Linked DNA regions of Mus musculus: region 2 is linked to region 1. A link is a loop called in an ENCODE intact Hi-C map of the cell type or tissue named here. Cell type or tissue: heart. All regions are shown on one strand. Each heading gives the region's core, and the rest is flanking DNA. Links, peaks and the distances in the headings are about the cores only.

The links. Hi-C counts contacts between places; a loop is a spot of excess contacts. Peaks named below come from ENCODE experiments on the same cell type or tissue, not always from the same donor. Only the 100,000 strongest peaks of a DNase experiment are listed, where the experiment ranks them.
Region 2: a loop joins it to region 1, with 11 times the contacts of the local background. A loop is called at or near these places in 12 of 42 quality-filtered maps.

What each region holds. Positions count from the first base shown.
Region 1 is chr16:81,279,648-81,290,929 of GRCm38, reverse strand. All of the region lies in intron 1 of Ncam2 (neural cell adhesion molecule 2), which reads right to left. Among named protein-coding and RNA genes, the nearest start is that of Ncam2, 85 kb to the right of the region's middle. In heart, for the core only: a CTCF peak has its summit at 6,442; no DNase peak of the experiment used is centred there.
Region 2 is chr16:81,197,503-81,208,784 of GRCm38, reverse strand. It overlaps Ncam2 (neural cell adhesion molecule 2), which reads right to left and starts at 8,088. Exons shown (of 18, transcript NM_001113208.1): 1 at 7,817-8,088. The coding sequence starts at 7,871. In heart, for the core only: a CTCF peak has its summit at 6,630 (motif pointing left); a DNase peak (open chromatin) is centred at 8,234; H3K4me3 peaks cover 1,411 bases; H3K27ac peaks cover 384 bases.

The DNA.
Region 1 (11,282 bases), core at 2,308-10,307:
TTCAAAGGGCCACAAAACTGGATCTCAAGTTGTTGTATAATGGTAAAATAACAAAAATTCTATGGTATTGGTATAAGACAGACCTGGAGAATAATAAAATCAGGATTAACTAGGGATTCCAGAAATACACTCAAAGAATCATGGTTATTAAAAAAAATGATTCCAGAACATACATTTGGAAACAACTGCCTTTTGCACAAAAGCTGGACAAACAGAGTATCTATATGAAGAACAATGAAAGTATCTAACTATCTTTCATCCTGCACAAAAATAAGCTACAAAGAGATCAAAGATTGGAACTTTCGAATTCTCTGTGAAAAGATAGGTATAGCACTTCAACACAGATTCACAAGCAAGAGACACAAACTCTTCAGTGGCTCAGAATATGTTGAATAACTGCAAATGGGATTGCACAAAACCCAAAGCTGCTATACAACAAAAGCAAATAATTAATTGAAGACAGGTTACAAATTGAGTGAAAAATTATTTCTCTGATGAATAAAAGAAATACAGATTAATAATTATTTGGCTAGTTCTAAGATCTTGTAACATACATGAAGAGGATCTTTAAAAAATTCAAGGGATTCTTAGAGAGCTTGACAGCCAGACATATAGATAAATTCATAGATAGATACGTAGATGGATACATAGATAGGCTCATAGACTCTATACTGGATGTCACATACTACTACATTTAAAAAAACAAAAGATGAACATAATTTTTGTTTGTACAATAATCCTTTGTAGGTTATCTTCTGTAAAGAATTACGTTTCCTTCCTCTAAATAGAGTGCTCAGCAAATTCACATTTCCTGATATGCTTGAATAACAATGTTATCTTTTTAGGTTATGCTTCTTTTTATTTAATTGTTGTAATCGACACACACTATATTCATATATATTTTTTATTATAACATTGAGTGAATTAAAATGCTGTTTACACTGGAAAATTGAAGGCACTATCTTAGAGATATTTTATGAAAATATCAAAGAAAAAGTACCTTTGTTTCAAATGCCAAAAAGTGGTAAATAAAGAGGAAGCAGAGTTTTCTCCTGAACATTGCTACTGGTAACAAATTAGTAATTCAAAGATACACCTACAGCAATAATATTTAAAATTGCACATTGATTTTCAATTTGATAAATCAGTTCACCTTCAAATCCATGTTTTAAGGAAGTCCATATCTAGCATGATGCAACACTTGATTTCATCACCAGATGTTTCATTAAGCACACTCACTCATGACAGTTAGTTGGATGGGAATATCTTGGCATTAATGTTGCTATAAACATTTGTGTGGTCGATGGCCAACTTTATTACAGATTGCTATTTTTCTAAATATACAGCAGGAATTGCATTTTTAATAATCCAGTTTCAAATACAGTTCCATTAAATGACAATGTCATTTCACCATCATTTTAGAGCAGAGAAGGCTTGGCTGTTAGTGTGTAGATTGAGTTTTGCTTTTACAATTATCAAGACTGAGTGAACCAGATTATATATCTAAATATTATAATTGTTGACGGAATGTGATTTTGTTATAATATCATATATTTCATTGTTATTACACATAACAAGAATGAATTAGGTTTATAGGCTTTAAAATTATATTATTATTCATAATGATATGTTGAATATATATTTTAGTTCTTACCAGTGTTTTATACAAAAGCATTCCCCTTTATGGGCTATGACTTAGGCAACCAAATCCTCACCTTGTATGCTATGAACATTCAAGTATTTCTTATATTATTTATAGTTTAAAATTTTAAATGCAAAATTACGACAGAATAAGAAACATATCCAGGTGACACGATATGAATAATTTGATGATAAAGCAAGAATTTAAAGATATATTACTATTATTCACCAAATGTATTTTACATTTTAGCAGTCAAATGAAAGGTGAGATTCATTCACATGCTATTTACTGAAGGTACCAAAGACCCATCTGGGACTGTCATTGTAAGTATGAATGATTACAAGTTATTTATACTTTGTTCAATACTTATTTTTGAAATCCCTCATCTTCTGAGGTGCACAAGGAACACTGTGTTGGTATAAATCTGCATGGACAATAAATATAGCAGAAACTCTCAGTTTATTGTAGATTTTATTGATAACTTGATTATACTCAAACTAAAATTGAGTAGAAAATATTGCTCACTGGTAATGAGTAATGTGAGTTATGGAGACTGATAAACATGAGTAGTATAAAACTTTCCATTTTATTTATTTATTTATTTATTATTTTTATTTATTTATTTTTTTTGAGACAGGGTTTCTCTATGCAGCCCTGGCTGTCCTGGAACTCACTCTGTAGACCAGGATGTCCTGGAACTCAGAAATCTGCCTGCCTCTGCCTCCCAAGTGCTGGGATTAAAGGTGTGCACCACCACTGCCAGGCAAAAGAATTTCCTTTTAATTTCTTTCTCTCATTCAGTCGTTAATGACACACAATAAGACATTTCAGGATCTATGTGAATGAGTCTACAAACTTTGTATAGGAAAAGTCTTTGTGGCCTGAATGTGTTATGAGTCCCTAAGTTAGTATTTCTTGTTCTTCTTCCTGTTTTTCTTGCTCTTCTGTAAACTACTCAGCTATTAAAAAGAATGAATTTATGAAATTCCTAGGCAAATGGATGGACCTGGAGGGCATCATCCTGAGTGAGGTAACCCAATCACAAAGGAACTCACACAATATGTACTCACTGATAAGTGGATATTAGCCCAGAAACTTAGGATACCCAAGATTTAAGATACAATTTGCTAAACGCACGAAACTCAAGAAGAACAAAGAACAAAGTGTGGACACTTTGCCCCTTCTTAGAATTGGGAACAAAACACCCATGGAAGGAGTTACAGAGGCAAAATTTGGAGCTGTGACTAAAGGATGGACCATCTAGTGATTGCCATATCCAGAAATCCATCCCATAATCAGCTTCCAAACGCTGACACCATTGCATACACTAGCAAGATTTTACTGAAAAGACCCAGATATAGCTGTCTCTTGTGAGACTATGCCGGGTTCTAGCAAACACAGAAGTGGATCCTCACAGTCAGCTATTGGATGGATCACAGGGCCCCCAATCGAGGAGCTAGAGAAAGTACCCAAGGAGCTAAAGGGAACTGCAACCCTATAGGTGGAACAACAATATGAACTAACCAGTACCCCGGAGCTCTTGTCTCTAGCTGCATATGTATCAAAAGATGGCCTAGTCGGCCATCACTGGAAAGAGAGGCCCATTGGACTTGCAAACTTTATATGCCCCAGTACAGGGAAACGCCAGGGTCAAAAATGGGGAGTGGGTGGGTAGGGGAGTGGGGGGATGGGTATGGGGGATTTTTGGGATAGCATTGGAAATGTAAATGAGGAAAATACCTAATAAAAAAACAAAACAAAACAAACAAACAAACAAACAAAAATAAAACAGAAGAGGTCACCTAACACTTGCAGCTTCAGTTTTCTTTCTTTTTCTATGAATAAAAAGTGTTTCATGTTATGATAAGGATAGATTGAAACAATGCCTGTGAAATTCAAATAAGGTTACAGACAAAACATACTAATGTATTGACTGTTACTGCCAGCTTTTAAAGTCCTGTCCTCACGATACGCTAGTATTAAATAAATTTGCAAGGCAGAAATATTTTTTCTAGAAATGAACCCTATCTTTCTCAAAGCTTCCCATCAGTGAGACTGTATAGAAAAATAGAATGTCTTATCTTCTTTACAATCTTGAAATCCAGGTGTCTAAAGTTCAGTAAAAAAAAAAAATTGTAAAAAATTGTTTTTATCCAAGCAAATTGTTTTCCTAAGTTTGACAGAGAGTAAATAGGCTATTTCTTCAATTAGAAAAACACCTGTGCATAGCCTCAGTTGACTTGGCAACCATGAGATTCAGTATGTCTAGGAAATCTGTACATGTATCGAAAACTATTTTGCTTAATGTCTTAGCTACTGTTGTTTCTTTATGCTTAATTATAATCAACAGAGAAAAAACAATCAATGATAAATATAAGAATAAATAGGTACAATTTTTCTACTTTCTAATTTTAGTTTTCTACTTTCTAGTTTTACCTTTAAACATTGTCAAAAATTCCAGTTTATAGCTGGAAAAATAATTAAATAAAATACAATATAAAATGTCAACATTCACCACTCATATATAACTATATTTGTTACTTCAAAACATTATCTCTCAATCCAACTATTTAAATATCTCAAAGGACTCTGTTAAGCAGCCCTACATCCTGGTGGTAATGACGTCATACACAACAGTTGAAGGGGTGCAAACTATATGGACTCTTCTGCTGAAGATCAACTCTAACCTCACCAAGCTGGCTCCTGATATTTCCTCTTACTTCTCTAATAGAAGTCTACACTATATTCTGCTAACACTATACTTCCTCCATCAGCATAGGATTTAAGTCAATCAATTAAATAATCAAACAATCAACCAATAAATAAATAGATACACAGTAGATAGATTAAATAAATATATTAATTTAAAAAACCCTAGTAACCAAGAGAGTGTCATAGTGTTTCTCGCAGCTTGAACCTGAAGTTCATTTTCATGGTAATTTTGCATTTGCTAATAAATTCTGATGCGTAGCTCTGTTCTTCTATACAATCTTCTGCAAAATTTTCTAACGTGACTTTTAATGTATAATGTATTATTATGTGATATGGTTGTCATTCCTCTCATAACTGCCATATTTGCCAATGTCATCATCATCATCATCATTGTCATCATCTTAATTTTTGAACTTGAGTCTCATATTGTGGCTCCAATAGCTCTCAGACTTAGTATATAATCCACGCAGGCTCCTGCCTCCTACTTCCAGCCCTGACATGGCAGGTATGTAAAACTGTGTCTGCCTAGCATATTTGTTTCTTGCAGAGATATACACTAACCTATAAGTGACTTGTAAAGATATGATCTATATATTATTCATAAAAGTGTGGGAATATATATATATATATATATGTATATGAAATAATACCAATTTTATTTAGTGGGAGCTTTAATTTCATAGACAGAAATCAATTATTGCGTGTATTGTTACTTTTACATTTTACTACATATTTTACTCCAAAATAATGGACACTTCTTGTAATTTACTGGTAGGGTTCTGGCGCATTAATTATTCTGTTTGTACTTTGGAGAATTGTGTCTTGTCAGGGTTTGTTTGATAGTCATTTCCTTCAAATAATCAGCCTTTTGTCAAGTCTCCTGAGTTTAATTCCAGTTTCACACAGATCTGGAAATGGCAAGCATCCAATTCTGGCTTTAGTTCACAGATTTATTTATTTATTTTTTTGGCCTGAAACAAATAAGTACCAAGAACACTCTAACAGTAGCCTTAGACTAAATTTCAAAAATAAGTTAATATTTCAGGGACGAGTTCCTTGGAAGATTTACCCCCGATAATAGCTGTTTTGTAAAACTTGGGCTTTCTACAGCTGCTGAATTTCTGAGTTTCCTAGGAGACTGTAAGCTGCGTCACTTTCTTAAAAACGATGAAAGCAGTCCTCAGTCTGTGCCTAAGCCTTGTTGATCCACAAGAATGACTCCTTTGATTAAAAAAAAAAAAAAAAAAAAAAAAAAAAAGACTAGACAGGAATGTGTGAACTTAGTGATGGAACCTAAAACTTTTTATGGCAAACTGTATGCAGAAATGCAGATAATGCAGATATGATCCTAAGAGTTAAGATTTCCACTCCTCTTAAAGCCATGTGAAAAAAATGACGATATGCCCAGTAGTTCTCCAGTTTTCTTTATTTCTTTGTTTTCTTTCTTGCTGGCTTTCCTTTATTATTAATGGATTAATTCATTCATTCCAAACCCAAACACAGTGTGATTCACAGAAAGCCCTCTTCTCTGCCAACCATTAAACAATGCATCAACAACATTGCCCACTGGCACTTGTATAACTCAGCATTAGGTTGGAATATCATCTTACATGAACATCGTATCAGCCATTTTTATTTTCATCTGTCAAAATTTGAGCTAGTACTTTTACATGAAAATGAAATTTCCTTTATTATCCACTGTAAATATTTTGATTTCTATCTATAGTTTATTAACCACTTAAGCACCAAAGTTCTAATTAAATTGCTAATTCATCTCTCCATATATTTCATGCTGAAAGCTTTAAAAATGATCTTTGGAGCTTAATAGGAAGCTAAACCACTTGTGACCAACTTCATAAAATAAAACTGTATCTTAATAAAGTTAAAAATGTGGACTTCTCAATAATCTTATATAGTATTTTAGGTTTTGTTTCTAATGACAGGTTATGTATACTTCATCACACACACACACATATTTCAAAGTCCAAATTTGTGACAAGGTAATCTAACTTTTTTGTATTCTTAAAGTATCATATTTGAATATAAAACTATTTGGTTTTCTCCTTCTGTATTTACAGAAAACATCTCGGCAGGGGGCGCTCTCTCCACAGTGACTTAGAGCAGAGAATCAATGAAGCAGGTACTTCAAGTATCTACAGCCATAGAGCCATTCACAGAACCCAGTGTCATTCTTATTGATTGTTTGGCGCTTGTTATGAGCCATGGATAATTTCCAACAAAGTAAATATAATCTTAGCACATATTCTAAAAGAGTGAACGCTTGAAATGTTCGGGAATGGCTGTAGCTTAGCATGGCTCTTGAAGCTGTAAACTGAAGCAAGAACAGTGCCAGGTAATTTAATGTTTTTTTTTTTTTGTTTTGTTTTGTTTTGTTTTGTTTTGTTTTGTTTTGTTTATTTTAGGTTTAGTTTTCTGTGCATGCAAGAGAATTAAATGCATTCTCTTTCTTTTCATTCTCTATTCTTACTGAATCAAAAATGAAAAAATATAAATTATAAAATAAATACACTATGTAGGCTATATTATGTATTCTGTCATGAAAAGAGGACTTGTGACATTTACATGTGTCTATGTATGTGTGTGTGTGTTATAGATATACTTACACACATAGTATCTAAGAAATCAAAATATCTTTAATATAGGAGATTAAAATAATAGGAAAATTATGTGATTGTTATTTTAGGACATATAAAACATATAAGTGTCCAGGTCAAAATGAAATCTCAAGTCTTCAGACATCATGTATGCCCATATGACATAAATAGATGAGGAAAGACGACCACAGTGAGTAGAGAAAGATCAGGCAAGAGAACCTCATAGCAAATGAAGGGGTCAGTTAATTCTTAAGGGAACTCCCCGTAAATAAGAGAAATGTTATAGACACACGCGCGCGCGCGCACGCACGCGCACACACACACACACACACACACACACACTTGGTAACAACGACAAACATGGTTAAACCAAGGCATTGTAAGTTCTTATATTTAGACAATAGTAGAATTTGCTATTCTCTGTGATTACATGACTTTCTGCCCTTTGGTGTAAGAGTGAGCAGCTGGGCCTACAGAGGTGAGTATTCATTAGATAGGCTTTGGCTTGGCCTCTGTAGGTCATTAGTATATGTGATTGTCTACTGACACACTTAGTTCATACAGCTATTTCACTCTGCCATCTTTTTGCTCTTATTACAAACATAGGCAAAGATTTCTACAGAATGTCTCATTTGTAAACAAAACAAAACCACCATTTAATTGCATTGTTTTATAATACCATACATTTGTTTCAGACAAATACTTAAAATTTTTCACTGAAAATTAGAATTTAACAGTTTCACACTTTAGTTATTAAATTGCATTTTATTGATCTATCTATCTATATTTCTATCTATTTATTTATTTGTGACACTTGGCTATAAAAGCCCTATTCTGATGCAACTATTTTGGTAATTTCTCAGTTATGCAATATGAAGGACAAAACATCAAGAAGCTATGATAATAAAGACTGAAGAACAGGAAGAATAGAATAATTACATTTTAGAAGAAAAGAAATTAAATCTATGAAGAATCACATAGTTCAAGTGGTAATCTAGGCTCTTCGTCAGAGAGGAAGAAGGAAACAGCAAAATAAGAGCAAGTGAACCTATGTGACTGAGGTATGATCAGTGGTGTAGGGAAGGCAGGGTAGCAGAGTGGCTGAGATGAGCTGCTAGAACAGCCTGGAAGCTCTAGTTTAGGAGCAGAAGAGAAATCAAGTAATATAACAAGCCACACATCTTTCTAGCAGTTGAAATTTCCCTGGGTGGAAATCATCTTCACCTGTGACTTATAGTACATCTCATTAAGCATTTTGTACGTTAGTGCAGTAAACTTGGGGAGTTCAAACAGCTGATTGTTAATAGTATGTGTGTGTGTGTTTATCCTATATGCATAAAAGTATATACATATTAAGATACATATAATGCCCACTTATAAGCTTACACACACACATATATGTGTATATATACACACACATATATATACATATATATATATGTATGTATATTGTACATATAAAATATATGAGCTTACTCTCTCATTCTCTATTGCAGACACACACACACACACACACACACACACAGAGTTCAGGACTAAGCCTGCAGTTATCAGTTATCCTCAGCACTGACATGATACTTGTTTCATTCCTTTTCATTTCCTTTTAAGTTTCAATTACATGTTGAACAAAATGGCTGGCACACTGTACATAGATTAGTAGGTCATCAATACGTTATCTGCAACATGTGAGTAAAACTACATACACTCACATGTTCATATCCTGTGGTCTTGCTTTCCCCAGCTTGCATCTTTTGTATTCATCAGTGCTGCTGCCAATGCTGGTTTATCTGTTTCATGCAATGAACATCACCTTAACCAGCAGCGGTTGTCTACTTAAATGCATTACCTGCTATGATGGTTTGGGGTTCAAAACCTTTTGTAGTAGCTTCAATACTGACACAAATATATAGAGGTGCCTATGTCTTGTTACTCTTCATATGTACATCTCTCTGCAACACAGGCAAGGACAGCCTTGTGTGATACATTGGAAGGTAAAGAAATATATGGACAACATCCTTCAGGCTTAATATGCATAAAAATACCAGCTCTGAAATTAAATGCAATTCTTTCACTGAACCTTCCTGTTTAAAAATATGTATATAAATTGATCCCAATGAACTTACGTAACAAGTGAGTTTGACATGTTTAACCTCTCCATTATGATTCTGGCATATAGAAATTTGTTAAAACGTTTCTTATATTGTTTTATATATAATAGTAAGGCTGAGTAAAAACAGTATACCTGATTTTATAACTATGTGGAAACAAAACTTCATTATGATGTTACAAAGTGAGACAATTTTGATCACTAAAAAGAGGTTAGAAGTATTTTTTTCACTAGAGAAAAAAGATGATGTGGTAATAAAGTTTCAAGGCCAGCCTGGTCTACAAAGTGAGTTCCAGGACAGCCAGGGCTACACAGAGAAACCTTGTCTCGAAAAAAAACAAAACAAAACAAAACAAAAAAAATCAAAACAAAACAAAAAATAAAGTTGAAACTATTTTATATCTAGCCTAAGTTTGTATTTACCTAAGAATGCATTCTGACAGTGAGTGATACTGCACAGACAGAATTCCATGATTCCACTGTGTTCCATCATAATATGAAGGAAAACTGCACAGGTTTATTTATTTAAAACACTCTGCCTCACCAGGCACAAGACAACTGAACACATAACGTGGACAACAAATCTCTTAAAAAAAAGATAAGTAACAATCTATCCTCCCATTTTCTTTTGTTCTTTTCTCACATATTTATCACAAATAAATAAAAGTGACTAGTAGGAGATATCATAAATTCTACTTTAATTTAAGATAATGTGATATTTCTTTGTCCTTAACTGTTTCAAGGTGTCTAAGCTAAGCAACACACATATTAAAAATTAAAAAAAAAACCTGCATTTGTCATAGTACCACTTTCCTAGTAGATGCAGATGTCTTACATTATTCTTAACCATAGTGAAGTCAGATTTTTAAGATTTGTTGAAGTTACTATACTCTCTTCTTGAAGAGCACACTGCATGGTCCACCAAAATCTTATCCCGAGATCAACAGAGAAGTCGCTTCTGATAGGTAAATCTGTAACAAGACTCAATTGCTATGCTGTAAAGAGTAAAAATAAAAAGTAATAATAAATTATGTAAAAGGTCTTGGTTTCATGCAGAAACTACTGTTTTATAACACTACTTTCTGTGTTTCTTGATCATTTTTATTTACTGATTTAAGCTATATTAAAATCAAATCTGTTTGCAACTTTTAGGTATTTTAACTAGTGAAAAATCAACTAGAAAAATGAGGTCTTCATAAAAAATAATATTAGGTACTTGAATAATTTTTAAACCACAGACTATGATACAAAATGAACAACAGAGGAAGAACAAAAGGAATGATTAAGATTAACATCCCTGCCCGGCAGTGGTGACACACACCTTTAATCCCAGCACTTGGGAGGCAGAGTCAGGTGGATTTCTGAGTTTGAGGCCAGCAGAGTGAGTTCCAGGACAGCCAGGGCTACACAGAGAAACTCCGTCTCGAAAAACAAAAACAAACAAAATAACAAACAAAGAAACAAACATCCCTGCAGATTAATTTTGTGGAATCATAGTTAGGGGGCAATACAAATGCACATCCTGTAAAAGACAATCTGATTAATCATTACCAGCTTGAATTTAGGCAGAAAGAACATGCTTTGCAAACCTACTACAACATCCTGACATTCTGAATTTCATAATGCGCTGAAAGTAAATTTGTAATGTGCACTAAGAAAGAAAAGTCTAGATGAGTAATATCCTATTATGTACTAGACAAATGGCTGTGAAATGGGAGATAAAATAAATAAGGCTACACTTAATAAGTTAAGACTAATATTTATACTATGTATTTAAACCTGAATTTTGTGCTCTCATTAACCACAGTGAAAGATCGATAAGCTAAACCATAGTATCAGATTGTTTTTATCATATTATAAGACATAAGATTGACAAAATATTGATTTAAAATAATGTAGTCATGTATTGAAACTCAGTGCATTGAGAAAGTGAGGCTGTAATTAGGTTGTTTTTTTGCAAGTTATAGAAAGAACATACACTGAACAATATCAGAAAGAAACACATTGATTGATAGACAGCCCAACCATTATGCTAAAGAAACACAAAATTATATCACACATGCTTAGAAGTTGTTTTCTCAAATTCTTAGATAATAGAGAACTACTGAAAGAAAGTAGAAATTAGTGACTTTTGTCAACAGAAGTCTAAGTAACCTCACTATAATTTTAAACTATTATATACCAATATATATTTCAAAATTATGTG
Region 2 (11,282 bases), core at 2,205-10,204, 82 kb after region 1:
TTATTCACACATACTAATTACAAGGGTCAACTAGGTTTTCCTGTGACATTTACACATACACACCTATACTGCCCTTTAATCAACTCCACTCTCCCTGCCAGTCCTCTGTTATGTCTTTTTTTTTTTTTTTTTTCTATTCTCCCAAGAATAGCTTTTAAAGCTATGGACAAGAGGAGAAAATTATTTAAGTGGAAATTCTGAAATCATAGCAATGTTTGAAAACTTTCCCCAAATACCATATGTGTGTGTTTGTTAAACATATGCTAAACATTGATTAAAATACAAATTCTGACACAATCACAAGATAAAAGTAGATAACAAGCAAAGGTAAGTAATAACTTTGAGAGGAAAAATAAAATCATTCCTTTAAAAAATTTGTCATTGGAATTTTTAACTAGGTGCCTGAATAATACTTTTAAAGAGATAATCATGAAAAAATCAAAATTGCCACAAATGCTATTTTATTGCATTGCATTATTGTTATTGAAATATTATCATTCTTTCTGTCAGATAAGTTCAGTATTTTAAGTACTTCCTTCTCCCTTCTTTATTTGTATTGGATATTTTATTTATTTACATTTCAAATGTTATCCTCAGTCATTCAAGTTAAACTTGTATGAAAGATTTATGTTTGCAGCCAGGCTTTGATTTCAGCATTTTGAAGGCAGAGAGGGCAGTGACCTCTGAAAGTTCAGGGCCAAGCATAGTCTACATAACAAGTTTTAGGACAGACATATCTATGAAATATGGAGGCCCGTCTCAAAAATTGCATATAAAATTTGATAAAAGATCCATTACTTTCAGAGAACCATATGTATATCCACTGATTCCCTCTTTGGTCCATCTGTATCTGGTCAGCAGTTTTACAAACATCTTTATCAAGTTACTTTCCTGTTCAATAAGCAGGCCCCAAAGGTCTACCTATCAAACTTAGTCTTGCTCCAATATCCCACCATGGATGCCATGACTGACCTTTCCAAACCATCCAATAGATTAGACAACTGAATAAATCTTCCAACTTGATATTTAGAACTGGGTTATTCCCGTGGTTGAGACAACTGCATCCTTTCCTACAATTGGGCTGTGTTGTTTCATCTCCTATATCATTGCCTTCATTTCCTCTAGGCATGGTGAAGCTCTCTGCTCTACTGAGGTAAAATGCAGGTTCATGAATATAGGTTTGGCTTTAGCTGTATTTTACATTCAAGTAATGATCTCCCACTTTCAGACTAGATATTTATGGTTTCCGTGCCTTCAGTCACCATGAGAAAGGGAAAGAAACAGGAGATAGTAGAGTATGTCACAGCTGAGCCTCACCATGAAGAGTCAATGAATTTTCATTAAGATGAAACAGGATGAATGCCAAGGAGTATCTAGGACCGTGGAGCAATCAATCATATGATATCTTGATATCTTCTGCCATTTCATATCATTTTGCTGGAAAGTTTATTGCTTTCTCACATGCATCTGATTTTTTTCAATCTGTATTCTTTTATTTCCTCAACTACCAATATGGACAAACATTCTCTTTCAATCCACACACATAAAGATTTTTTCTACAAAACAACAAACATTATTTTTTAAATGCCATGAGATAGAAGTAAAGTTTAAGTACTTAATTCCAAATAATGACTGATCACAATGGATATGAGTAATCAGATTATTGCTCTGTATTGTAATCTTCATCAATAATAATATAAAAGGACTAAAATCTCAAATGAGTCTTGATAAAATTGAGTTACAATGTGACTACAACAACCTCAAACAAGAATATAGTTAGTAGGTACTCACCATATATACCACCCAAGGCTTGTCAATGTTTCCCTGTGCATGCTTGTGAGATGTATGTGTTTGTGTGCTCTTGTTGTTTTTGCTGATATTGCGGTTGCTGATGCTGATGCTGTGTAAGATTGATGCCTGCCTTTTGAAGTGTTGGGAATCAGACCAAGTGTCTCATAAGTAGTAAGCGCACACACTATAAACTGAGCCACACCCTCATGACCACATTTTCACATTTCCAACTTTTTACCTGTCTACATTTTTTATAACTTAACAAACAAGCCATTGATATCAATTTGTATTCAATATGCTTTTGAGTGAGGGGGTACTGTCAAGAGCACATATGGCCTAATGATTGCCACATGCTTAAATAAACCTGGCTCTCCCTCTCTGGGATAGCATCAACTGTCCATAGCATCTCAGTTAAATGTTGGGGTTGATGAATCTCTCAGCAATTCTTGTCAGAACTACTGTTGCCCCGATCTTGTTCAGGTCTTGTGCCGGCAGCCACAGGGCTATGAATTCAAGTCCTATTCTGAAACTGTCACTTCTGTTAATTTACTGGCTCTCACACTCTCTAAGTTTTTAAATCTACGTAAAAGTTTGGTGTTGCCTGAAGTGAGGTAAGCATGTGGACTAATTAGATCTCTGGTAATTACCCATTTGCTTTTCTATCTGATATCCTCTAAGTTCACTTATCCTAATATGTGCCTACCCTAACACTCCAGTCTAACTCATAAGTGCAAGACATATAGCCAACACCATATTGCAAATTGAAAAATAATACATGTGTCTTATGACCTTAAGGGGAACCTCACGTGGTTGTTCATTAAAAAAAATTCTAATATGTTTGTCTAGTAAGGTGTCTGGAACAATGAATATATAAATAAACAAATCATAATTAACGGATTCAATGATGGGAGAGTTCCACTCTTCAGTGGATTAGAGTCTCTAACTGTATAAAATATTTCTAATTACAAAGGAAATTTTATGATTTTGTGTGAATAAATAAGTGATACAATTCTATACATTATTACATTTTATCTGTATGGTGATTGTTGAATATCATGAACAATACCATGTGTAATATGTTCGACATTTTACAGATATCACTATCACAGCAAACTTTAGTGGCTGAGCATCTAGGTCAAGCACTGGCATATGTTAATGTCCAAGTTTTCAATGAGCAAATAGGTGTTCTGTGAATTTCAGTTGCTTCTTCAAGGTCAAGGGACCCTTGGTCACCCGGGCATTATGCTCTCAGGGGCAATGACTTGTTCTTTCCCTGTAAAATAATTTAATAGTGCAAAGCCAAAACCCTATGATCAACCTAAAGTCCTTCAAAGATATCTTGTCATATCTAGGGTGACAAAGATTCTTAAAATTCTTTAGCACCCCTCTTAGTCATTTTCATCCAGGAGTGTCTATGATCATGACGTCGAAGCCCTCTAACTTAACTAGTGGTTCTTGATTAATTGGTAGAGGCGCTGTAAATGTGTGCGCCTAAGAAAAATGCTGTCATCTATTTAGTAGTAGCACCATTGTAATTTAAAACAGTGAGGAACCATTAAAATGGGTAAATGGGGAGCTCCAAGAAGTACATGTGTTTGCTGAACGATTAATGGCAGCTTAACTCTGTTAAATGGCAGAATGTTACTTTTAATAAAAGGGCCAGTTGCTTCTTAATGTGTTCCTTTAGCATGTAATTTGAAAAATTAAAACTAATTGATAATCTTTTAAATACTCTTAGCCTCACTGTAATTGGCAGGATATGAAGATGCAAGAAACTCAAAATTTTCTGAATTTAGCAAAACCAGAAAATCATGTGTATTTCCTTTATAAGACCACTAATGTTGTTTGAATGACTTTCCATATACCCAGAGACATATTAATGACATAATACATAAAAATAAGGAAATGGCAGTAATAACAAGACAAGTGCTTAACAGATGCTCTCGCCTCCTAGCTGAATACTTTTCTCTACACGATCAGAGGTGCACTGATTCAGACAATGATCCTTAAAAAGAGGCAAGCTAAAATGAGTTCCCCAACGTCAGATGCCAACGGAAGCAGCAGGGCCAGCTCTAGAGACTTCCCAACATTCTACCCAGCCCTTCAGCTCTTGCCTGTGAAAAACAAACTCCACAGTTGAGCCTGGCTCCTGTCTTCAGACTGCAAAGCACCTTTCTCCGTCTCACAGCAAACCAGCCCATTTGTGAAAGAAGGCCACGTTATTTACAAAATTACACGAAACTTGACCTTTTCCCTTTACTGAATGGAGTTCTTTTGTTCCCTTAATTGCTTCTCCTGTAAGATATTACATCCTAGCGAACCTCAGTCCCCTGTGCCAAGGAAGAAACTCATCAGACACTCGGGACCGTCCACCTGTGCCTACTGCTCACTAGGCTCAGAGTCAGCTTGGGAAATGAAAGAGAGAACAGCAGGCATCAAGCCGGGGAGGGAATCCTCTGAGCTGTTCACTGACAAAAGAAATATTAATTTATAGAGCCTATATTCCCTAAGTTAGATGGACATTCAGTTAGTTCAAAAGAAACGTCACAGAGAGAGGACGCAGGCAAAGAATTAGATCAGGGTGGACAGAGAAAGGGTTCAAGAGAGGCCATATGTCATAGCCTATACATAGTGGGCATTTGTGGATTTGGCTAGTAGGCATCCACATGCCTGCTCTGTCTTCAGAAGGAACAGATCTCTCCAATGCACAATTATTAGCATTTGCCTAGGAAAAAAATAAATGTAAGCAGATGTCCAGACTCACTCACCGAGTGGGCTTCTCACAGGACCCTCCCCCACATTTTAGGTTAAAGGATGCTATGAATGGTTGACACAGCTTTTTAAAGAGAATGGAATAACCCTGCTGGGTTTCAGTAGAGCAGCATTTCTGTTTTGCATGTGTGAACAACAGTCACAGACTGGCATTAATCATATTAGATGGTTCTTAAAAGGAGATGAAAATGATTTTTAAACACCCGGAAAGTTTCAGAAGCTGCCCATCCCTATTTCAGACTGGGAATTAGACTTAAAAACAGCACATGCCCTGTTAATGAGAGACTCACTAGAGATTTATGACAGCAGAGCCTGGAACTGAGTCTTAAAGAGAAGGTAAAAATAATTGCACACGTTAAGTAATTATAAATTCCTTTCCATGGGCAACTAAGTTCAGAGTTGACAACCTTCTTTCATTAGGTATTGATCTTTCATTGGAAATGGAAGGCTTTCAAAAGAACATTTCTATTTCAATTTTTAATAAAAAAAATTCTCTCATCTCCATGAACAATAACACTGATCTGAAAGTAAGGACTGAAGTTAATAGGTCTTGTTAGCTAATTATGGGATTGGCATCCACTTAAGTTAGTTTTTTTTTTTTCACTTGAGCCATTTTCTTCCATTCTACTGTTGTGGTTCAAAACGTTTTGACTACTTAAAAGGGAATACATCATCGTTGTCTTTCCCCAGTCAAACTGCACACCACTTTCTCAAGCAATAGCTTCAATCATGCTTCATAAAATCCCCTGCAAGTATATTGTTGGAAACGTAAATCAGCCATTTGAGCTTTTAGTATTTCCAAGGCAAACCTGAGGGTCACTGTCTTGTAGGTTTTCATGGCTCCATCAAAAAAAAAAAAAAAAAAAAAAAAAGAAAGAAAGAAAGAAAGAAAGAAAGAAAAGAAAAAAAGAACAAACAGAAATGCAAGTTACACATGGTTCATTAAAAAAAGAGAAAAAAAAAATAGCTCCCAATGGTGTGTCTGATACTTGCGGCTGCACCCGTAATTAGAGAAGAAAACAGCAGCCTAGAGAAATTTAGACTCCTGGATAAGGATTTCTGTTTCCAGGCGTCTTTGACTTCCTTACAGCACATGGCACAGCGATACTACATGCTTGTTCACAGAAAAGCTGGTTCCCCCGGATACTCCACTAAGGGTGTCTGCATGGCATGCCACTGCACGAGACAGAGAGATCTTCTTTACAAAGATGCCATCCGTCTGTCCTGTTTCATTGACGAGGAATATGGGTTCCCCTGCAGGCAGGCTTCCTTGCCACAGTTCTCCTCTCTAACCACCCTGCGTGCTGATTATAAATCAGCTAAATCACAATTTCAAATACAGGCTACATCTAGAGACCCAAAGTGTATCTGCCTTTGTGCACTGTTTATGCCTAGCTACTTAAGCATTCCAACCTCTCCCCTTTCCCTGAATTCCAGCACACTTGGCATCAGCGATGATAAATGCACAGACTCTACAACTGGGATGATTTCCTCCAGACAGCGCATCAATCGGCACAAACTTGCCCCCATATTACTTCACACTACACTCTCCTAATTGCAATTGCATCTAAGTTAGATTTTTCAGACTGCCTTGTTTGAATTCAGAACTGCCTCTCCATGTTACAAATGAACAGTTAAACACAACTACCAACCCAACCCACCCACAAAATGACAGCTCTGTATCTTGTAGTGAACAAGTGTATGCTGATCTTTGCAAGAGAGGTGACTGGATTAATGAACAAGACTAATATGAGCTTCCGATGGATCTATCTGCAATTTTTTCTGAGACTGAAATATTACCCATCCTCTGTTAGGATGGCAGAAAGAGGCACTTTATAAATGAGAGCAATATCTAGCATGTGAATTTGTACTTCAGAACATAAAAATCTACATCCAATCGTGGTTCATCATTTCACTGTAGTTTCAGAGAAAGACAGAGAAAGGAAGTCTTTACATCCAAAATGCCAAGCCCTACTGAGGGATGATAGAAGGACAGTGGGTGCAAGAGCAGAAACAAGCATTTCTTGCTTAAAATGGAGTTATACCACCCCCTGCTGGAGCACATGAGCAACGCAGAAGCGGTGGGGAAAAATGCTTAGAATTGGATCTAGAGAACATATTTTAACTTATCTTGCATTTTATTAATTTCATAGAAAATGCCGCACAAATAATATGGCATTCCTGCACTTTCATGTAATAGGAGAATTATGGATATTACCTTTGCCTTTAAGACTTCCACCAGTGCATATTTTGGTATTTTGTCTCCCCCCAATTAAATGTCCAAACTTGTCTGGACAGTTCAAAACGTTTCAAATGATTGTGAATATATTTTATGTGAACGTAGACTATGGAAGGCAGAATGATAAATTCATAATGCCTATCATCTATATACAGATTAGCAAAGATTGCTTCAACCAATTGTCCCTAGGGCTATTCTAACACGTTTTTTCTCTCTCTCCCCCACCCAAATTAAAAAATAAATAAATAAAAAGCTCCCCAGTACTCCCAGTGCTCCCCAACCTTCCAAATCCCTTACAGGTGCAATTCAAATCGAATGATAGATCGTGTTCAGATTATGCTATATTCAAAGGAGGGGGGGTCACAATGAACGCCTGCAACACAACCCTAGTTTTAGCCATTTGCTGTTTTACAGCATCTATGGCCCCTGTTAGTTTCCAACATAAATAAGCCATCAAACGTTCACTTCACAGCCCACCCACCACCCCCCAAAAAAAAAAAAAACTGGTGTTGGGAAAGAAGAAAAGAATCTCTAAGAATTGAATTTCTTGCACACCACAGAGATTTTTGATAAACGACTTTAATGCTGGTAGTTTTTGCCTCTTCTGTAAAACATCACCATGCCCTTCCCTTCCGCAACCTCAGATATTTAACTGTGAATACACACCAACACACTCATCCAATTTCGGGTAATAAGAGAGAATAAGCCAAAAAAAAAAAAAAAAAAAAAAAATCCCAGAAGCTGGAGCAATTTTCCCTCCCATGATCTCTTTCACACCGACGATGCTTATCTCCAATTCCGCACGGTCTCCTCTCTTATTTAAGGGGTCTTTCGAGCAAACGGATAGAATTTGAGGGGCCGCGTAAAGAAAGAGGTAAAATCCCAACAGTCGCCTCAAGAACCACCGCAACTTTGGTGCCTGGGTTTCGTGGCCCCGGGAGCCTCGCTCTTTGCCTCTCCGGGTTGGGTGGAGAGGGGGAGGGAAAGTGAAGCAAGAAAGCCGCACACTCCTACCTTGCCCGCTCCTGACAAGCAACCCGAGCAGGTAGAAGGAGAGGAGGAGGCTCATGTTCAGGACGTGACACCGGCGGACAGTTCCAAAGTTATTAAGTCCAGCCCCGGAGAGAGAACCTTCCGCTGCCACGGCCGCCTCTGCTAGCCCGCCGCCGCTCCCGGGTGCCCCAGCCGCCCGCAGCCCGCCGCGCGCTCCTCCTCGCAAAGTGACTGCAAGCTCCGCGCCTTGCCGCACTATATCCAGGCGGCGGCGGCGGCGGCAGCAGCGGCCGCCGCGGCGGCAGCGGAGCCGGCGGGAGGAGGCGGGGGCGGGACGGGGCGGGGAGGCGCGGCCCCGGCGGATCCCTCCGCGCGCTCGCCCTGCGAGCCAGGCACGCGCGGCCCCGGGATTCGTCCGCAGTGGAGCCCCAGCCACGGGTTCGAGCCCAGGAGTCCCGGGCTTTTCTAGCTATGCGGATGGTGCATGCTCACGGGGAACAGGGACGCCTGGACACCAGCACCCTCTGGCTCTTTTGCGACCCCGCAGGTGTGGCCGGGTTGCTGAGTACTGCAGAGGGCGAGCCCCAGAGGCACAGGAAGTATTGACCTTTGGTTCCTAAAGAGCTGGGGTGGCAGGGTCTGTGTCTATCCTAGGACTTAACCCTGGCCTGGCCTGACACCCTTAGTGCTTTGACACTTCCCTGTGGATCAGGGGAACAACTGTCTCCTAGGGTGTATGGCTACTAGCCCCTGCTTTAGATGGACCAAGAAAGACATTCATGCAGTGCATCTTTAGGTCCCAATTCATTGGGATGAGTGGATCCCCTCCCTAAAGGGGGGCGCTGCTGAGGGCTAAGATCTAGGAGGGTCTTGGGTTTTTTTTTTTTTTTTTTTATACACCATCTAGGATTAGCACTGTGAGGTAACATTTCCTTGTCAGTGTCTGAAGAGAGAGATCCGGGAATGTAAATGGAGGACCTGAGCTGGGGTTCTTTTTAAGGCCCACTCACCTGCAAACCCCACTGTACCTGCACCCCTCACAACTGAGTGTGTGTGTCACCTGAAAGTGTGACTGGAGGAGTAAGCATGGAGCTGTGGTGTCATGCAACCAAAGTCTGGGGTTGATCACGATATTTCCGCTGGTGGAACAGGGACATAAACTGTCACTTTACTATGACACCTATGACAAGAGACTAATCAGAACCAGAATCTCTGGCCCCAGGATCTGGTCTCTGCCCCGATCAGAGTGAGCAGACACAGCTGACAAAAGGTTCCTAGCCAACACTTTGTTCAGGTTCCTTAGAGTGATCAACCAGCTCACCCCAGACTCAGAGAGCTCCCTGGTGTTTTTCTTATCAGCAAGTACACATGTACAACCACAGTCGACTCTTATGAACATACTGCAGATGAAAACTAATCTCTTCCCCACAAAGCTTGCAGGTTTTCAAATTGACACCCGGATTAGCTAAGTACCTATTGCACATGCATGAACATGCCTGTTCACACACACATGCAAAGGGACCTACACTTAATGATGAGAGGATTATTATTCTGTAAGGGTGTGCACTCTTTTTCTTATTACTTAGAGCCAATTTATTTTAAAGTAAATATGTGGACTATGACAGAGAACAGTCTGATACTATAAAGTAATTTGAATACTCGACTTCATTAAGGTCAGAACAGAGAAAGAAATAGAGAAGCAATGGTCTATCCTCGATTGGTGGAGTTTCCATCTAAATGTTCATATTATAATATGGCATATATAGCTCAAATCTGATTGTATTCATACTGGTGTGTTTTGAGAAAAAGAGACAGACAGAGAATTATTTTTTTTGTATGTCCAGTGGTTAGTTCTTGTCAGTGGGACACAAACTAGAATCATGTGAGAAAAGGATGCTTCATTTGAAAATTTGCCTCGTGGGCAGGTAGGTGTTTCTGGGGTTGTTTTACAAAGCAGGCTAAGCAAGCATGAGGAGCAAGTCAGAAAACAGCATTCCTCGGCTTCAGTTCCTATCTCCAGGTTCATTCGTTGAGTTCCTGACCACAGCACCTTTCATGACAGACTGTGGTTGAGAAATGCAAGCCAATCATCTTTGGACTCTGCATGCTTCTGGGCTTGGTGCTTCATCACAGCAATAGTAAGCAAGCTGCAAGAGCATGGAAAAATTGGTTGAGCAAAATCTTGTCTTTTGGCTGTCTAAAGAGGTGATGTGTAATCCTTCCTCAATTTGGTAGCAATCTTGATAAAGAGAGCAGGCATATACAAAAATTATCTAATAAATCAGGCAATGTAGCAAAAATACACAAGGAATGCATTGCTATTGTTGGGAAAAGAGAGATGGGATGAAGGAGAGGAAGACATAAAGAAAGGGAAATCTTTTCTAAATAGCGTTTTAAAGAAAGGCTTCAGGAAACATTGAAGAAAGGAGGGAGATTAGACAGCAAAGGAGAAGCTGAAGTGAAGGCTAAAGTTCTGAAAGCATCCAGCAGTCTTGGAACACAGGACAGAGTCTAAAGGACAAAGGCTGGAGGGATGGCTGGCTCGGTCTGGAAAGTAGTTATCATGTAAGCCAAGGAAAGTGAGTTCTGATTCACACCATCAATATAGAAAGTTCGTCACAATGAGGTGTGCCTGTTGTCCTAGCATAGTATGTTTAGGAACAGAAGAGAAGAGGACCTGGAACTCACTGACTCATGCGACTTAGCAAATTAGGAAGCTCCACGTGATCAGTGTGAAAACCCATCTTTCTAAACAAGAAACAAGAGGACAGGGGGAAGTTGTACAGTGAGGTAGCTGAAATCAACTTCTGGCATCCATATGGACATGCATAGGTGCTTACAGACAGATGAGCATATACAGACACAGGCACACACAGAGAAATATCTATAACATTACATTGTGTATAACACAGAGTTGAACTTGACTTTGGCAGTGGAGTTAGTACTTACTATGCCAAAAACAAACGGAAAACTGAAAAAACGAAATGAAACGAAACAAAACAAAGCAAAGCAAAACAAAACAAAATGCCCTTGCTATTTTCAACCTCGTCTACACCTTAAGGTATTATCCATGGTAGAGAATTCACCTAGCAAGCACAAGGACCTGGATTCAAATCACAGTTCACAAAAGGAGAAAATATTTAAGAGAAAATTACAAGTGTGCCAACTTCAAGGTTAGAGACTGAATTACAAGTCACCAAACTGCCCATCCCCCAACTGGGGATTACTAACTCAGGCTTTGGTATCATAACCCCAGTTATTCTTGCTAAGTGTTCATCAAGCAGGGTACCACATATTGCAAACACTGAAGGAAAGGCCATCCAGAGACTGCCCTACCTGGGGATCCATTACATATACAGTCACCAAATCCAGACACTATTGTCGATGCCAAGGAGTGCCAAGGAGCCTGATATGGCTGTCTCCTGAGAGGCTCTCCCAAAGCCTGACAAATACAGAGGACAATGCTCTAAGCCAACCTGAGCCCTGG